2 separate regions of the Homo sapiens genome follow, and region 2 is linked to region 1. Evidence: chromatin contacts called from ENCODE Hi-C or POLR2A ChIA-PET data. All regions are on one chromosome and are shown on one strand. The core of a region is the stretch at or near the end of the contact, and the rest is flanking DNA. Distances in the headings are between cores, read along the strand shown.

Region 1 (6,113 bases), core at 1,339-3,838:
TTTTTTTTTTGAGACAGAATCTTGCTCTGTCACCCAGGCTGGAGGGCTGTGGCACAATCTCAGCTCACTGCAATCTCTACCTTCCAGGTTCAAGCGATTCTCATGTCTCAGCCTCCCGAGTAGCAAGTGCCACCACACCTGGCTAATTTTTGTATTTTTAGTAGAGACGGAGTTTCACCATGTTGGCCAGGCTGGTCTCGAACTCCTGATCTCAAATGATCCACCTACCTCTGCCTCCCAAGGTGCTGGGATTACAGGTGTGAGCCACCATGCCCAGACAAAAAGAATTTTTTTTTTTTTGATACTGAGTCTTGCTCTGTCGCCCAGCCTGGAGTGCAATGGCACAATCTTGTCTTATTGCAACCTCTGCCTCCCGGGTTCAAGTGATACTCCTGCCTTACCCTCCCAAGTAGCTGGGATTACAGGCATATGCCACCATGCCCCACTAATTTTTGTATTTTTAATAGAGGAGGGGTTTCGCCATGTTGGTCAGGCTGGTCTTGAAAGTCTGACCTCAGGTGATCTGCCTGCCTCGGCCTCCCAAAGTGCTGGGATTACAGGCATAAGCCACCACGCCCAGCCAAAAATAATTTTTGTTTTTTTTTTTGAGACAGAGTTTAGCTTTTGTTGCCTAGGCTGGAGTGCAATGGCTCGATCTCGGCTCACCACAACCTCCGCCTCCTGGGTTCAAGTGATTCTCTGCCTCAGCCTCCCAAGTAGCTGGGATTACAAGCATGGGCCACCATGCCCAGCTAATTTTCTTGTATTTTTAGTAGAGACGGGGTTTCTCCATGTTGGTCAGGCTGGTCTCAAACTCTCGACCTCAGGTGATCCGCCTGCCCCAGCCTCCCAAAATACTGGGATTACAGGCATGAGCCACCGCGCCCGGCCAATAATATTTTTAAGAAATGAATACAGGCCGGGCGCGGTGGCTCACGCCTGTAATCCCAGGACTTTGAGAGGCTGAGGCGGGTGAATCACAAGGTCAGGAGTTTGAGACCAGCCTGGCCAAGATTGTGAAACCCTGTCTCTACTAAAAATACAAAAAATTAGCTGAGTGTGGTGGTGGGCGCCTGTGATCCCAGCTACTCTGGAGGCAGAGGCAGAGAATTGCTTGAACCTGGGAGGCAGAGGTTGCAGTGAGTCAAGATTGCGCCACTGTACTCCAGCCTGGGCGACAGAGCTAGACTCCATCTCAAAAAAAAATTAAAAAAAGAATACAGTTACTTATTGCCTAGATTTAACAATAGCAAGGAGCCAACTCCTTGCTGGCTGCTCTACTAGAAAAAAAAAAAAGAGAGAGAGAGAAAAGAGAAAAAACAATATTTGCCGTGTTTATTTTTATTTATTTATTGCTGATGAATTATAAATTCTAGACATCATATTTCACCCCTAAAAACTTCAGCATGAGGCTGGGCGCGGTGGCTCACGCCTGTAATCCCAGCACTTTGGGAGGCTGAGGTGGGCGGATCACGAGGTCAGGAGATTGAGACCATCCTGGCTAACACGGTGAAACCCCGTCTCTACTAAAAAAAAAAAAATACAAAAAAATTAGCTGGGCCTGGTGGCGTGCGCCTGTAGTCCCAGCTACTCGGGAAGCTGAGGCAGGAGAATGGCGTGAACCCGGGAGGCGGAGCCTGCAGTGAGCCGAGATCATGCCACTGCACTCCAGCCTGGGCGACAGAGCCAGACTCCGTCTCAAAAAAACAAAAAACAAACAAAAAAAAAAAACAAAAACTTCAGCATGCATCTCTGAAAAGTAAACACCCTACCATTATTATATCTGAGAAAATTAACAATAATTCCTTAGTGTCATCTATGACCTAAGCCATCGTCAGATTTCTGCCTTATCCTAAAACATCTCTCTCACAGCTGGTTTGTTTGGTTCAGGATCCCGTCCAAGTCCATGCCTTGTATCTGGCTGTCTCTTCAATCTCCCTTGAAGAGCCCTACCCTTTCTTTCTGCCTGGACATTGACTCATTGCCCTGCCTGCAAGGTGTCTATTTGCTTCCTTGCAGCAGTGTTTCCGTCTTCCTCTAACCTTGGTGTTACCTGAGAACTGGTAGGCAGGTCTGCAAGGCTTAGGCTGGTCGGATCAATGGGGCTCAGTGTCAGATGAGGCAAAGCCAGCAGGAGGCAAGGATGATTCTACCTTGAGTGACAGAGGTAGATGTCACTCAGATGCTAAGATCGGGGAAGGAGGAGGGAGAGGACAAATTTGATTTGGGGCACACGGTTTTCGACATGTACAAAGGACATCCAGATGGCAATGGGCTATGTGAGCCTGGAGACTGTGCTGCGAGTTGTTGATCTACAGCCGGTGGGGCTGGGCTCTCCCAAGGCGGTGGAGTGAGAAGCCAGGTGAGACACCAAGCATGAGGCCGTGGCAGAGGAGGTGGAGCCTGGGGCCCAATTGCTGAGCAGTAGCAAAGAAAAAGAAGGAAAACTAGGAGGCCTGGCCTGAGGAAGCCCAAGAAGGAGAGGATTTTAAAGAGCAAACACTGGAGAGAAGTCAGGCCAGAGGAGGACCAGATCTATCATCAAGGAAGTGGTAGAAGGCCTCTAAGCAGTGGGCTGATTGTCTAAGTGAGGGAACAGAGAAGTTGGCTCAAAAAGGAGGAAGGGAAAAAGGAATTAGTTGTTAAAAGGAGATGCAGAGCTGGGTCCAGGGAACAAAACTTTTTTTTTTTTTTTTTTTTTGAGATGGACTCTCTCTCTGTCACCCAGGCTAGAGAGCAATGGTGTGATCTCTACTCACTGCAACCTCTGGGGTTCAAGTGGTTCTCCTGCTTCAGCCTCCCAAGCAGCTGGGACTACAGGCAACTGCCACCACGCCTATTTTTTTTTTTTTTTTTTTTTTGGTATTTTTAGTAGAGATGGGGTTTCACCATGTTGGCCAGCTGGTCTTGAACTCCTGACCTCAAGCGATCCACCTGCTCAGCCTCCAAAGTGCTGGGATTTCAGGCGTGAGCCACTGTGCCCAGTCAACATTTTCTTTTTAAGATGGAGAGACCAATTGGGTGCAGTGGCTCAGGCCTGTAATCCCAGCACTTTGGGAGGCTGAGGTGGGAGGATTTCTTGAGCTCAGGAGATCAAGACCAGCCTGGACAACATAGTCAGACCCTGTCTCTAAAAAAAAAAAAAAAAAAATTAGCCGGGCGTGGTGGTGTGGGCCTGTACTGCCAGCTAGCCAGCTACCTGGGAGGCTGAGGCAGAAGGATTGCTTGAGTCCAAGAAGTCAAAGCTGCAGTGAACCATGATCGTGCCACTGCCCTCCAGCCTGGGTGACAGAGCAAGACGCTGTCTAAAAAAAAAAAAAACCAACATGGAGAGGCCTTGAGTTTGTTGAAATGAGAAAGGGACAAAGGTAGTCAGAAAGGAAGGGTTGGAAATTTGAGGTGAGGCCACTTCCGAGCAAGCGGGAGGCTATGGGGTCCTTCAGGACCGGGCTGAGGAGGTTGGCTTGGACGGCAGGCCCCTGTGCCTTCCACTGGGGGAGGGGGAAGGAATGGTGGGTGCAAACACAGATACGTTTGAGGGGGAGGGCAGAAGGTGATCATTCCTTGGTCTCATTTTCCCACCTCCCTAGTCTGGCTCATCCCTACAGCCTTCGCTGGCTGGGAGGTTCCCTCATGGACCATTTCTTTTTTTTTTTTTGAGATGGAGTCTCGCTCTGTCACCCAGGCTGGAGTGCAATGGTGCGATCTTGGTTCACTGTAACCTCTGCCTCCCAGGTTCAGGCAATTCTCTTGCCTCAGCCTCCCGAGTAGCTGGAATTACAGGCGCACGCCACCACGCCCAGCTAATTTTTGTATTTTTAGTAGAGACAAGGTTTCGCTATGTTGGCCAGGCTGGTCTGAAACTCCTGACCTCAAGTGATCCTCCTGCCTCGGCCTTCCAAAGTGCTGGGATTACAGGCCTGAGCCACCGCACCCAGCCCCTCATGGACCATTTCTGATCCCTCCTGGCCCCAGCAGCCCTGCTGGGTGTCTGCCAGCCTTACTTAGAGCACAAGCGTTGTGAGCCCTGAGGATGCCCCACCCCAGCTCCCACCCCGCCCTGGAGGAGCAGGCCAGGCAAGCAGCCCCATGAGGTCACCCAGAGGCTGGGGACAGAGTCCAGAGCCGAGGGCACCCAATCGAAACCCGAAGTCAGAAAAGCAGAAGTGCAGGCCTGCTTTCCCCCAATCCCCATGGGTGTGGGAACCCAAGGCCCGCTCAGTTCTTTCATAGAACCAGCCCTGTGACGGAGTAGGGTTGACAGCTCTGTTCTACACATGAAGAAACTGAGGCCCAGAAATTCAAGCAGCTGCTCAGCGAGAAGCTGAAGTAGAGTCTAGACAAGAGTCCAAGTCTCTGGTCTCCGGCTCCACTCTTTTTCCCTCTGAATCAATGGAAGCTTCTGCCCCAAGCCCAAGAAAAGGGTCTCACCTGAAACCGTTACATTTGGAATCTCACCCCACATCCATGCAATAAGATTACACTGAGTCAGCCGGGCTGCTCATGCCTGTAATCCCAGCATTTTGGGAGACCAAGGCGGCGGATCACTTGAGGTGAGGAGTTTGAGACCAGCCTGGCCAACACGATGAAACCCCATCTCTACTAAAAGTACAAAAATTAGCTGGGCATGGTGGCAGGCACCTGTAATCCTAGCTACTCAGGAAGCTGAGGCAGGAGAATCACTTGAGCCTGGGAGGCAGAGGTTGCAGTGAGCTGAGATCGAGCCACTGCACCCCAGCCTGGGTGACAGAGTGAGACTCCATTAAAAAAAAAAAAAAAAAAAAAAAAAAAAAAAAAAAAAGATTATACTGAGCCGTGGTGCCACACCTGGGAGGCACAGTCAAATCACCCAAGGAGGCTTAAAATTAAACACTTTCCCCAGGTCCCGGCCCAAACCACTTCCATCAGAATCTCAGAGGGCTGAGCTAGGCACAGTTCCCCAAAGCCTACTGAGGCCTGAGGCCCAGGATCCTGTGGGGTCACCCCCAGCTCCTCCGATCCTGCCCCTGGACATGTAGCTCTGGGCCAGGCCGGGATGGTTAAAGGGAGACCCAGTTTCTGTCCTGGAGAACATGTGTTTGGGGGAGGGACCTGTCGTGTGGACATGACTGAGCTCCTTGAGGCAAAGATCACCATTCCTTCTGGCTCTCCCTCCACCTGGCTTGGGTGGCACAGAGCAGACTCACTGAGTCAACAAAGGACACCATGTCCCCTCGCCAGCCCCTGAGCCAGTTCCTGGGCCAAGTCCTGGTTTGGAGGCGTTCATTTTGCCTCTAGCCCCAGAGGACTGGGTCTTCCTAGTGCACCTGCTCCTGCCCCAGCACTTCCTATGAGGGTTTGGGAGGGAAGAGTGAGGTCAGAGTGGGGAAAGGAGGGGTGTTGTGCAGCTGGTTTGTTCTAGAACCTCTCCTGACCCTCCCCCTTGTGCCTCTCAGAGGCATGAGGGTGTGGTGGAGGGAGGTGGACCCCTCTGGGGAGCCACTGTGGTCATCACCTCCTCTCACTGGGGGGAGGGAATCCGAGACAGGGCCTGAGAGCCAACTTCTGTGGCCAAGAGCAGGCAGGAACTGTGTGAGTTTGTTCACTCCCTATAGTTTGGGGCTGGAGCCCCCTGGGAGACCCCCATCATGGGGGCCCAGCTTCCTACTGGGGAAGAGAAGCAGGTGAGATGCCAGGTGAGTTGCTGGCTGCCCATTCTGCAGTCCCAGCCCTGACACTGACACTCCTGGCTCTGCCATAGGGAGTCCCTGCCCCCCATGCTACCTGCAGGGCAATGCTGAGGGCCTGAGTTCCACACCTGTCCTCTTCTCTCCCCTCTCCACCCAGCTCCTCCCTGGTGGCTCAGAGTTTCTGGCCTCTCTGGAATTTACAGAGGCTATTCCTGTCTCTGAGGCCTGGTTGCATAACCCTTGGTGACCTGTCATATGCACGCACACGTGTGTAGTGTGTGTGTGTGTGTGTGTGTGTGAGTCCTCATCCCTGGCCTCAGGGTGGGGACAGAGAGATGGGTCAGGTGTGTGATAAGCATGAGGCCTCCAGCCTTCTGTGATTCCTGCTGTCCTCCACCCTGATAGCGAGGAGGGGATTAGTCTACCCCTGGGGTCTGGGCTTCT
Region 2 (6,113 bases), core at 1,950-4,449, 2.5 Mb before region 1:
CTCCCAAAGTGCTGGGATTACAGGCGTGAGCCACCGCGCCGGCCATGGCTACTTCTTAAACCACGTCATCCGTGTTGCTCTGACAGTTGATTGCTCTTCCTTTTGGTCTTGGCTCGCTGCAACCTCCGCCCCCCGGTTCAAGTGATTCTGCTGCCTCAGCCTCCCAGGTAGCTGGGATTACACGGGCCTGACACCACGCCCGGCTAATTTTTTGTATTTTTAATAGAGTTGGGGTTTCACCATGTTCGCCAGGCTGGTCTCGAACTCCTAACCTCAAGTGATCTGCCCGCCTCGGCCTCCCAAAGTGCTGGGATTACAGGCGTGAGCCACCGCGCCTGGCCTCTTCTTCCTTGAAACACTTTCTTTACTTGGCCTCTAGGACACACTTGCTAGTCTCTGGCTAACTTCTCCCATATCTCCTTTGCTGGTTCTTCCTCTCCTCTCAAATTCTAAATGATTGGGTTGCCCCAGGACTCTGTCTCAGGACCTTTCTTCTGTCTACACCTGTTTCCTAGCTGATTTTGTCTAGTCTCGTGGGTTTAGAAACCAGTAAGATACAGATTCTATATAATTTTAACTCTCACATTTCTATCTCGACTGGTATATCCAACTGCCTACTGATAGCTCCACTTGGATGTATTAATAGGCATCGTAAATCTAACTAGCCCCAGCTGGGCGCTGTGGCTCACGCCTGTAATCCCAGCACTTTGGGCGGCCGAGGCAGGTGGATCACCTGAGGTCAGGAGTTGGAGACCAGCCTGGCCAACATGGCGAAACCTCGTCTCTACTAAAAATACAAAAATTAGCCGGGCGTGGTGGTGCCCGCCTGTAATCCCAGCTCCTTGGGAGGCTGAGGAAGGAGAATCGCTTGAACCCGGGAGGTGGAGGTTGCAGTGAGCCAAGATTGTGCCACTGCACTCCAGCCTGCGTGACAGGAGCAAAACAACATCTCAAAAAACAAAACAAAACAAAACAAAAATCTAACTAGCCCCAAACAGTGCTCCCGATATTGTCCTAATCCTGTGACTCCTTCAAAATTCGCCACTGCAGTGAATGAATAGTAACTTCATCTTTCCAGCTCCTCAGCCTTAAAACCTTGGGAGTTATCCTTATCTTTTTTCCACACCCTACACTTGACAGCAAACACTCTATCTTCAAAATATATGCCCAATCTGACTGCTTCTACCACCTCCTCTGTCATCACCTAGGTCCAGGTTTCTATCATGTCTCCCACGGATTAACCTCCTAGCTGTGCTTCTGACCTTGACCCCATCAGTCTATTCTCAACACATCCAGAGTAAGACCCATCACACTTAAATGAAACCATGTTATTTCTCTGCTCAGAGGCCCCCAATACCATCCCATCTCCCACTCAAAGTAAAAGCCAAAATCTCCATTGTGACACAAAAGGCCCCTGTGTGACCTAACCTCTTTCACCTGCCCTGTCACTCTCCCTCTCTCACTGCTTTAGCCATGCTGGCTCCCTGCTGTTCCTGAACATACCAAGTATGGCCCCTGCTGAGGGTCTTTGCATTGCTCTTCTCTCTGCTGAGTTCTCACCCTCCTCCCCTCACCCCAGATAGAAAAAGGCTCAATCTCCTCCCCACTCCTTCAGGGTTTTACTCGGATGTCACCTTATCATTGAGACCTTCCCTGATCACCCTATGTAAATTGCCACCCCCCTTTTTTTACCTTATCCTCATTTTGCCTCCTTAGCACTTCTCACTGTCTAACAAATATCTATTAGTTATTAATTGTCTCCCACTAAGATGTAAGCTTCCTAAAGGCAGGGACTTCTCTGCCTTACTCACTGATGTATCCCAGTCCCTGGCACATGGTAGGTGCTTAATAATCTATATTTGTTGAATAAGTGAATGAATAAATCCTGGAGGCTTTAGAGCAGGAGGGCCTAAAGCGAGTTTAGGAACCAAAGGAGAAAAGCTGCAGATTTGCATATCCTGGCACTAGGTCAGGATCCACTCCACAGCTGGGTTTAGCTGACCCAGACCCTGGTGGAACCCTCAACCCCACCAGTCACCTCACATGTGGGCCAGTGCAGTCCAGTCCTGCTCCTGGCCAAAAACTTCAAAGCGCACGCCTCTCATCACCACACACCAGGTACTACTGCATTTCAATGCTTCTCTCAACTGATATGCATTATTAATGCTTCTCTCCATTGACATGCATTGGCAGAGCCGGGATAGCACCACTGCACTCCAGCCTGGTGACAGAGCGAGACTCTGTCTCAAAAAAAACCAAAACAAAAAACAAAAAAAACAAAGCCAGGCACGGTGGCTCACGCCTGTAATCCTAGCACTTTGGGAGGCTGAGGCGGATGGATCACGAGGTCAAGAGTTGGAGACCATCCTGGCCAACACAGTGAAACCCCGTCTCTTCTAAAAATACAAAATTAGCTGGGTGTGGTGGCACGTGCCTGTAGTCCCAGCTACTCTGGAGGCTGAGACAGGAGAATCGCTTGAACCCGGGAGGCAGAGGTTGCAGTGAGCCAAGATTGCGCCATTGCACTTCAGCCTGGTGACAGAGCGAGACTCCGTCTCAAGAAAAAAAAAAAAAAGATAACGAAGGCACTTGAATTTGAATACCGCCTATCTGTCTCCACCCTTAATTCTTCTTTCCAAAACGTGACTGTCATTTGCTAGTTTGCATCCTGACTGCGTCACATCCCATTGTACTGGAAGGGACTCTGGAAGTGTGTGGGGGTGGGGGCAGCATAGGGTGAAGAGAACCTGATCAAAGCAGGCCCAAGAAACAGCATCAAGTTTTTTTGTCAAAGAATACTGGGCCTCAGAATTTTAGAGAACAGGAGAAAAAAAAGAAGCAAGATATACTTTTTCCCCTAAAGAATCTCTTTATGTGCTTTGGCACATTTATTTGTGAGTCACTCCCCACATTTATCCTGGGCCATGATCAGTGTTTTGTTTTTGTTTGAGATGGAGTCTTGCTCTGTTACCCAGGCTGGGGTGCAGTGGTGCGCTCTCGGCTCACTGCAATCTCCGCCTCCTGGGTTCAAGTGATTCCCGTGCCTCAGCCTCTGCAGTAGCTGGGACTACAGGCGTGTGCCACCACACATGGCTAATTTTTGTATTTTTAGTAGAGATGGGGTTTTGCCATGTTAGCCAGGCTGGTCTCGAACTCCTGACCTTAAGTGATCTGCCTGCCTCAGCCTCCCAAAGTGCTGGGATTACAGGCGTGATCACCCAGCCCGGCCCCAGGCCAGAATCAGCTTCTGAAATGAGTGGTGATTTCATTTCCCCTGAGAAGACAGGGCTGGCTTACCATTTACTTTTTTGGAGGCTGGGAAATGTCTTGGTCTGTTTTCTTCTAGGCTGATCTAAGAAGATTCCTAATTATCAATTGAGAGCAGAGATATTCCACTTCCAATTACATGGCCTGCCTGCTCACTCTTACTTCCTATTCACACTCTCTTGGAGACCACTTTGTGATTCTACCAAATTCTATAGGAGAGGTGACAACCCCAAAGAGAAGGCTCTAGAAAGATGACATTTGGAAATGTGTACGCTAGTGTCTGCTGGCTCCTCCTGAGCCATTTTTACTCTGTGAATGAGATCAAAGGCCACCTAACTGCCTAAATCACCACAAAGGGACAAACTGGTATCTCAGAGCACTCAGCAACAAAAACAAGAAAGCTAAGCCTCTGCACTGCAATGTGGCAGGGCTTCTGGCTAAGTATAGCAAGCAATTCTGATGTGGAGACAAACAGCAGCAATGGGAATGATATGCCAATGAAGGATTCCAACAGTTGGGTCTGCAAGTGTGCTTGTCCTGTGACACAAACGGCCTAGACATCTCAGCACTGCTTGGAGCTGCTCATTGGGGGAGCCTAAGAAACATCAGCCCTTTCACAACCTCTTGCTCCTGAGCAGAGCTCATCTCCCAAGAGCACATCAGCCCGCAGCCCAGTCTGATGAGAAGCACAGTATTCCCCTGTGCCAGTGGCAGCCTCAGAGCATCCTGAAAGAGCGCTTCCTAGACACGCAGTGGAAGCCATGACTTCCCCTAAGCTGCCGGTGCTGCCTCTGAACTCATGTGGAGGTTCTTTTTTCAGTGTCCCCAGAGGCAGCAGAAAAATCCGTTTTCCATTTTGGAATCTATCAAGTAGGACAAATCTGCCACCTGGGAGCATCTCCTCAAGGGCAATCTCTGCTCCCTTTCCTACATGGCCTGACAATACCCTCGAGTTAGAAATGTCCCATGTTGGCTAGGCACAGTGGCTCATGCCTGTAATCCCAGCACTTTGGGAGGCTGAGGTGGGAGGATTGCTTGAGGCCAGGAGTTTTGAGACCAGCCTGACATAGAGAGACTATGCCTCTATTATTTTAAAAAAAGAAATGTCACATATTTTTACCCTCTTCACTCATCTTTCCACCTTGCTCCAATAGATTGCTGACAGAAAAGTGAGACCTCCTCCACCCCAAGGTCTCCTAAGAGAATGCTGCTAGCCAAAAAAAGATCTGCTGATAATTGAGGAAGAGCATCTTTAAAAAGACACTCAACTACATTTCAGAAACATAAAGATCTAAGTGTTGGCTCTACAAGGGAAGAAATAAAGAGAAAGAACTTTTTTTCCTCCTACAACAGGTCTAGACAACGTCATACAAGGAGTTGCACGCATATCCAAAACAAAAGCAAGGCAAAAACAAGCAAAAAAGCAACAAATGCATTCCAAAATGATGTCCATTTATCAGCCCAGAAATGTACTGGATACTGGTTTAGTTCAGCCTGTAGGTGCTGGGAAGAAATTCCGACAAATCCAAGTCAGTTGCAAAAAGGGAAAACTCCAGACATATCACCCAATGAACTTGTAAGAAAGCATATGAGCTTCCCTGAACAGATTTTACTCCAGGTTTGCAGCCCGCAAGATTTAAGATGGGGCCATGAGGTTAAATCTTGTAAACTCAGAAGTGTTCACGCTACTGCATCCCTAAACTCTGTAACTCTCTACATACTCTTTAAAGCAGTGTTTCTCTGCATCTTTCATTCCATAGCCATTGTCCACCTGATCCAAAATATCCTAAGTTTTTCAGTGTTTGGAAGCAGGGTTTCCAATTTTTGTGTATACAGAAAAGGGGGGTGTGTGTGAAAAAATAAGTATTAGAAAAAAAACATGTTATACATATCTATCACAGAAATGAGTGGGCAAGGTTTAGAAGATGGCTGAAACCAAGCCAATACTAAGGTCTACTGGTTGGCTGCAACAAGTTTAAAATGTCTTCATAAGGGCCCTGGTTGGGCAATACTATACTTGCTGACAGTACTTGGGATCTGCCACAGACCTATAGCAAAGGACTGTTCAACTTCTCCAAAAAGCTGGTATTAACCACCAGAAGAAATAAGAAGTTCAAGGCCAAAATATCCAAATGAACCAACCACTCTACTTGCTGAAATGCCATAAAGCTTCTTTACCCCAGACATTTGCCCAAATCTTATAATTTCTTTTCTCCTCTCTGACAGGCCTCTCCAGAGGCCCAAACTTTAATAGAATCTGAGAGAAAAAAGTGGCCAGTCTATCTGCTGTCCAGAGTGATGCCAAACTCTTTCTCCCGGAGCCAGTTCTCCCCGTTGGGCAGTCAGGTGAGGATCCGATTATTAACAAACTCTACTTGGGTCTCCTTGGCAAAGAGTTTCTGGCTTCAGCAGCCTAGCTCAGGGGGGTTCATAATTATGTCAGACTCGCTTTTTTTCTTGTAGTTGCTTTTAACCAAAGAGGTTAAGCCTCTGTACAACCAAGAGGAAGAACTAGAATTAGAAAACTTACCAATCGTCCCAGCCAATGATAATCCATTTCCAACAGGTATTAACGCCTGTTAGAAGCCACTGGAACACTGACATCATCAGCCCAATTGATAGGTTGTCTGATAGATTCGCCCCCTTCATCGCACACAAGAATTTAAAACAAAACAAGACACTGCAGTTATATTCATTATTGCAGACAATGGGTTTCTTTGTGTTAGTAATTGAAATTACTGCTGTGGTCTGGACTCCACCATTATTTCCTTTGCAGCCTGTGAGCCAGCCAACACTCTAAACTTTCTAGCCCTAAAAATTGTATCATCCAGAATACCAACTCAATA

What was found. A loop is a pair of places that touch in the nucleus more often than their neighbours do. ChIA-PET counts read pairs that join two places held with the same protein, here RNA polymerase II (POLR2A).
Region 2: a loop to region 1 is called in a map of sciatic nerve, with 24 times the contacts of the local background. The contact joins two enhancer-like sites. A Hi-C loop is called at or near these places in 1 of 168 maps with a recorded cell type or tissue (sciatic nerve). POLR2A ChIA-PET finds 5 or more read pairs at or near these places in 1 of 52 experiments (BJ).

The regions. Positions count from the first base shown.
Region 1 is chr17:45,411,651-45,417,763 of GRCh38, reverse strand. The region is part of intron 4 of ARHGAP27 (Rho GTPase activating protein 27); the gene reads left to right. Among named protein-coding and RNA genes, the nearest start is that of ARHGAP27, 18 kb to the left of the region's middle. RefSeq lists a silencer at 5,608-5,795 and an enhancer at 5,638-6,113. Within about 2 kb of position 2,588, at least 4 of the 41 ENCODE cell types and tissues checked have a DNase peak (open chromatin) inside an H3K27ac peak, as active enhancers do.
Region 2 is chr17:47,897,612-47,903,724 of GRCh38, reverse strand. All of the region lies in intron 1 of SP2 (Sp2 transcription factor), which reads right to left. It overlaps SP2-AS1 (SP2 antisense RNA 1), which reads left to right. Exons shown (of 3, transcript NR_103857.1): 3 at 4,422-5,339. Among named protein-coding and RNA genes, the nearest start is that of SP2, 4.4 kb to the right of the region's middle. RefSeq lists enhancers at 1,121-1,624, 2,129-2,632, 3,137-3,641. Within about 2 kb of position 3,199, at least 3 of the 41 ENCODE cell types and tissues checked have a DNase peak (open chromatin) inside an H3K27ac peak, as active enhancers do.